Regions from separate parts of the Homo sapiens genome. Here region 2 is linked to region 1. Evidence: chromatin contacts called from ENCODE Hi-C or POLR2A ChIA-PET data. All regions are on one chromosome and are shown on one strand. The core of a region is the stretch at or near the end of the contact, and the rest is flanking DNA. Distances in the headings are between cores, read along the strand shown.

Region 1 (2,857 bases), core at 199-2,698:
TTAAGCACAGTGTTTTGTAAATAATGGGTGCCAACACAGTCAATACATATCCACTAACTTCCCTGGGATAGGCAAGGTGAGAACCAGACAAGAGTCGTATGGGGCCCTCCCCTGAAGAAATTTGTCTGGTAAATGCTTGATGACTTAAATAGAAAGTTTTAGAGATCAGTTCTGGTTTATCAAAATTCCATAGTACTTTATCTGTCCCATTCTTAGGAAGCAGCTTCTCCGAAGCTTGAAGCTGACATCCCTTACCAGAGATGCCAGGCAATTGTGAAGGGCTCACTCCTGTGTCCCTCATAGCACCCAATAGAGTGCCAAGGACACAGTGCATACTCAATATAGATTGTGCACTCTAGTGAGAGTGTACTTCTACAAAACTAAGAGGAACCGATGTAGCACACCCCCAACCTGTACTTAATATGCAGTGAATTTCAGGCAGAGGAAGGAGGGTGGTGCTCCAGGCCACACAGCCAGCAATGTGGTCAGAAAAAGGACCCTGGTCCTTAACTTCTTGCTTTCCATATACTCTCTTTCCAAGGAAATTAGATCCCAAGTTGGAAGAGGGATTTGATTCAAAGAACTAACCGTGAGGACAGTAGAAATGTGAAAACAGTCTCATCCTTGTCTCTTTTGACATTGAATTTTTTTTTTTTGAGACAGTCTTGCTGTATTGCCCAGGCTGGAGTGCAGTGGCATGATCATAGCTCACAGCAGCCTCGACCTCCTGGGCTCAAGCAATCCTCCTGCCTCATTCAGCTTCCTGAGTAGCTGGGACTATAAGTGTGCACCAACACGCCCAGCTAATTTTTGTACTTTTTGTAGAGACAGGGGTCACACTATGTTGCCCAGGCTGGTCTTGAACTTCAGGTCTCAAACAATCCTCCTGCCTTGGCCTCCATTATTTACAAAACACTGTGCTTAAATTGTGGTTAGGCAGGGACATGTATGGAGAAGGTTTTGTGTTCACCGCAACCCTGTGATAGAAAGATCTGACTTAAGATTCTTAAATTGTGTTTCTTAAGTGCTCGGATTATAGGTGTGAGCCACCATGCCCAGCCTCTGCCCGCTCTTCTAGCTCTTTGTTCCTGAAGTCTCCTTCCCCATCTATGGTGTTAGTCAAGCAGAAGATGCTGGCAGAAAGGTCTGCAGCTGCTGCAGCCAAACAGCAGCAGCAAAGGCTAACCTCCCATGGAGGGAAGGGAACAGCAACTGTCAGGGAGTGCATGGCAGTCCTCAAGGCAGGCACAAGAAGAAAATGGGATTTGTCCAGTGCAAACTGTGTAACGGCTGAGCCAAGGAAATGCAGTCTGTTTCTTCCTGGCCTGTTCAACCAGATCAGCCCCGACTCCTACTCAAGTACTAGACTTCAGCTGTTGAGATTTGAAGAAGTCCCTTTTCCACCCAAGCTTGGAACCAATTGAGACAGTCACAAGAGTCAGGCAGATGGAGATGAAACACCACCCGTATTACTCATAAAGGCTGGGTGGGGAGATAGGCCGTAGGTGTGCAGCGAGATTGAGCTTTCTAATACTAAATCCCAGAATCAGACAGACTCACCCACCCAGTCACAGGCAGCTCTGGAGGCCTGCAGGCCCCCAGCAGAGGCAAAGGTAAGTGGTACTGGAGCAGAGCAGGATAGGGGCTCTCTGCTGGCTGGCCAGGCCCATGAGAGGGAGGAATTGAGCCACACAACTCACTTCCCTCTACAAAACTCATCATTCTATTAAGTCACCCATCTTCTCCTGGGAGGGGTGAGTCAAAGGATACGGAAAGTCCAGAATATTACTGTAATAGAAGGCCCTGCTACATGGAAGCAACATCATGAGTGGTAAGCAAGCCCTCCCCCAACATGAGTCAAGACAAACCAAGCTGCATGTAACAGCGGAGGTTGTCTGAAAGGCTCAGGAAATAATGTTCTTTACTGGGCACAGTGGCTCATGCCTGGAATCCCAGCACTTTGGGAGTCTGAGGTGGGAGGATGGCTTGCATCCAGGAGTTCAAGACCAGCCTGGGCAATGTGGCAAGACTCCATCTTGCCCGTAATCTCAACACTTTGGGAGGCTAAGGTGGGCAGATCACTTCAGATCAGGAGTTCAAGACCAGCATAGCCAAACATGGTAAAACTCTGTCTCTAATAGAAATACAAAAATTAGCCTGGCGTCATGGTGCACTCCTGTAATCCCAGCTACTCAGGAGGCTGAGGTGCCAGAATCACTTGAACCTGGGAGGTAGTGGTTGCAGTGAGCAGAGATCACACCACTGCTCTCCAGCCTGGGTGACAGAGCGAGACTCTGGCTCAAAAAAAAAAAGAAAGAAAGAAAAAAATAAAACGATGCTCTTCTTTTTCCCCGATCTTCTTCCTCTTCCCACGAACCGTGCTCCTGACTTTCTGGTACTCACTCTCCTTACAGCTGCCCCTCTGTAGTTTGGGTCATGGCACTCTTGCATGAAGGAAAGGAGTAACAACTAAACCGGAGATTTTTACTTCAGTGATGGTTGAAGCGGCACATTCCACAAGGTAGAGAATGAAGAAGTGATACAGGAGCAGGGGCAGGGAAGTGCTGGGAGGAGAAGGGTGGGGTCCCTGGCGAGGGAGCCACCCTCGGGTCTGTGCCCACGGACCTAGGTGAGGACAGGCACTCCTGTTTTCACACCCAAATGTTGCATTTTCCAAGATGACCCTGGCCCGCCATGCCCCCATTCTGTGCCTATAAAAACCCCCGAAACCCTAGTGGGTAGAGACACAAGCAGCTGGACGTCAAGAGGAGCACACGGGCAGAACATACTGGCAGGCTCCAGCAGACCCTGGCAGGCCATCCACCGGTGGAACAAGGAAGCCAGAGGAATTTGGCCG
Region 2 (2,857 bases), core at 152-2,651, 96 kb before region 1:
TTTGTAAATAATGTCAGCAGGAACTTATTTGCTTATATACGCATTCCTGAATATTAGGAGCCACATTGATCATTTCTGTAGATATCATATAACCCCTCAGGCACAATGCAATGGGAGTCGACAAGAGCCATAGATTATTTCTTTGGAGGTGGTGTAGCCTCATGTCCCCTGATGTGCATTTACACATAGACATGCAGTCTGGCTCACTGGACTGATCCTTCCAGGCACAGAGAGCCCTGATATGAGGTTGCTGGTTCTTTTCCTAAGAAGGCCCCTCTTGAAGAGGGCCCTGGCTCTTCCCTCTTTGAATACTCTAATACCCTAAATATGCATGGGCTTCTGAAAAGTAATACAATTCCATTTTAAACAGAAACAACAAGCATATTCCTTAGTGTGTGGCCTGTAGGCTGAGGTAGTGTGGACTCACAGGGAAAACCTTCCACAGTAAAGGCAATGAGAATGGACTCCAGCTCCCTTCACCTACAGGGGAAGGGGTGCCTCCTCCTGCCCTCATTGCTCAGAAAGGTGTATTGTTGCGTGTCAGGGAGTTGTGATGAATTATAGGTAGGTGGACAGCAACACAAAAATCTGAAAGAGTAACTTATTTTATGTTTTCTCTGAAATTTTTCTGTTGTTTTGGTTTGAAGAAGGAAAGAACTTATCTAATCCTATTTCGTATATGCAAATATCAAAAGGAAGGTGTAATGATGATGATGAGGCAAGCCCTGAGTAAAACTGAGTTAAACACAATTATTTCCATTCTTCTAACCCTTCCCAGAGCTTCCCTCTCCCTTCTCACAGCCCCTCCCTTCTCTGATGAAACTACTAGGCAAGGAAACTGATTCCTTCTGAAGTCTTAGCGACTATGTTCTCAACCAGAGAAAAATGTTGATTGTAAGAAAACAAAACTACACAGAGTAGGTTCAATAAAGACTGACTGTAAGTGCCTAAGAGAAAACCACAGAGGCATTCAAAGACAGGAAGCAGAGCACGACATGCGTGAGCTGACTGGGAACAAAACCAGAAGTGGTTTTGTAAAGTCAGAATCAGAAGACATGACCACACTCATCTGCTTTTCTCTATACTTCTCTCCTGCCTCAATCAATAATCAATCAATCATTTCTCTCTTTCTCTCTTGCTCTCTCTCCCATTTCCTTTCTCCCTTCCTCCACCATCCCTCTCTCATATGGCTTGCTTTACATGACCCAGTGAGGTCAGGCTCTATATGTTCTTTAAGTACATGCCATCATCTAACTTAAGTCTCTGCACTTCTGTTTTATTTCTAAACACAAAGAGTCTGATTAGTCACTGGCCATTCAATGAACTCACTCCTTCTTGGTCAATGGTGGAATCTGCTCCAATCATCTGTAGCCTGAATTGGGTGAAAGGAGAAGTGAAGAAATGAGGAAAGGACTTTGTCAGCCTGAAGGACGTAGGGCTACCTCTTCCAGCTGTGAGCAGGGCAAGGGAAATTTAGCTTGTTTATCAGGTATCTATCAACACAAAAATGATACAGGAAAAACCACCCTAGAATTCAGAACTTAACGCCATAAGCACGTATTGAGCTCAGAAGACTGAGAGTTGGCTGCATGGTTCTTCTGGTCTGGGCTGGGCTCAATCACCTGCCAGGAGGTCAGCGGGCTATCACCTCCTCCAGAACAGCCTCAGCTCAGAAAACAAGCACCTAGAAGCAAAGGTTCCCTGTGTTTCATTCTCCAACAGGCTAGCTCATGCATGTCTCTTATGGTAATGGCGGAAGCCAAAAAGTGGAAACAGAAACATTAAGGGCTTTTCCAAGGTTCTGTGTGGGTCACATTTGCTAACATTCCATTCACCAAAGCAAACCACATGGCCAAACTCAGAATCAAGAGGTGAAGAAAGAGATCCCACCTGTTTAGTGATAGAAACTCTAACATCACATGACAAAGCAGTGTGGATCCAGGGAGGGGAGAGAAATTGGGGCTGTTAATGCAATCGATCTCCTAATCATGACAGCAAACCCACTGGCGTGTACAATAGGCTAGTTTAGATATATATTCTTCCAAGGCAAGATTTGCATAAAATATTTCTGATATTAATTCCTGATGCAAAATAATGAAATACTAAGGTTAGAATTTTGAAGCCCTCTTCAAATAAATAATTTTTGTTTCCAGGTAAAGCTAGATATATAGGATAGGAAGAACATGGAACCAAGTAACAGGGAATTGAATTCTCCCCACTTCTCCCCCAGGACGCTCTTCCCCCCATACCTCCCCCCTGCCCAACACACACACAACATACCTAGATTTGCGACATCCTGCTAATTTACTGGATTAAAAAATGAGACATTGAGCTTAATAGTGGGTTCTGAATAGCTCAAAGCTGAAACTGTGTGCACATAGCAGATAGACCAGAAGCCAAGATGGCCCTGAAGAGTTGGAGGCTATATCATTGGTCCCTTTTTTTCCCCAGGTAGGGGCTGAATTCCATTTAATGCAGTGGGAGCTAGTTTGCTTTTCTACCAGGAATAAAAAGATTAAGGTTCTACAAGTGGCCTACAGTTGGCTCCTGGGATAGATGATTCAGTTTGGGGCAAATTCAAGTCTTTTGCTCCTTTTCCTGGAATCGTGGAGTGACAAAATATCAGGAATAGATGGAGTTTAGAGATAATCTAATCCAGCATTTCCCAAACTTCAGTCAACCACATACCCCCATTCACTAGTTTATAACCTTTGTTCTACTCTTAAATATTTTTTGTTAAATTGGCTCATTTTTTAGAAACTTAATTTATTTTTAAAGATTTAGGGTCACAAGTTGAAAATCAGTATCATTTGACATAAATAGAGGATAACCACAAAATAAACAGAATGAAAAACGC

Evidence for each region. A loop is a pair of places that touch in the nucleus more often than their neighbours do. ChIA-PET counts read pairs that join two places held with the same protein, here RNA polymerase II (POLR2A). Pooled maps may share reads with other maps.
Region 2: a pooled map shows a loop between it and region 1 (9-fold over the local background). The contact joins two enhancer-like sites. A Hi-C loop is called at or near these places in 1 of 168 maps with a recorded cell type or tissue (endothelial cell of hepatic sinusoid) and 6 of 50 pooled maps. POLR2A ChIA-PET finds 5 or more read pairs at or near these places in 5 of 52 experiments (AG04450, OCI-LY7, activated T-cell and 1 more).

What each region holds. Positions count from the first base shown.
Region 1 is chr9:70,466,047-70,468,903 of GRCh38, reverse strand. All of the region lies in intron 3 of KLF9-DT (KLF9 divergent transcript), which reads right to left. It overlaps LOC105376079 (a long non-coding RNA gene), which reads left to right. Exons shown (of 3, transcript XR_929917.3): 3 at 2,415-2,505. Among named protein-coding and RNA genes, the nearest start is that of KLF9, 53 kb to the right of the region's middle. Within about 2 kb of position 1,448, at least 2 of the 41 ENCODE cell types and tissues checked have a DNase peak (open chromatin) inside an H3K27ac peak, as active enhancers do.
Region 2 is chr9:70,562,020-70,564,876 of GRCh38, reverse strand. The region is part of intron 22 of TRPM3 (transient receptor potential cation channel subfamily M member 3); the gene reads left to right. Among named protein-coding and RNA genes, the nearest start is that of KLF9, 150 kb to the right of the region's middle. Within about 2 kb of position 1,401, at least 7 of the 41 ENCODE cell types and tissues checked have a DNase peak (open chromatin) inside an H3K27ac peak, as active enhancers do.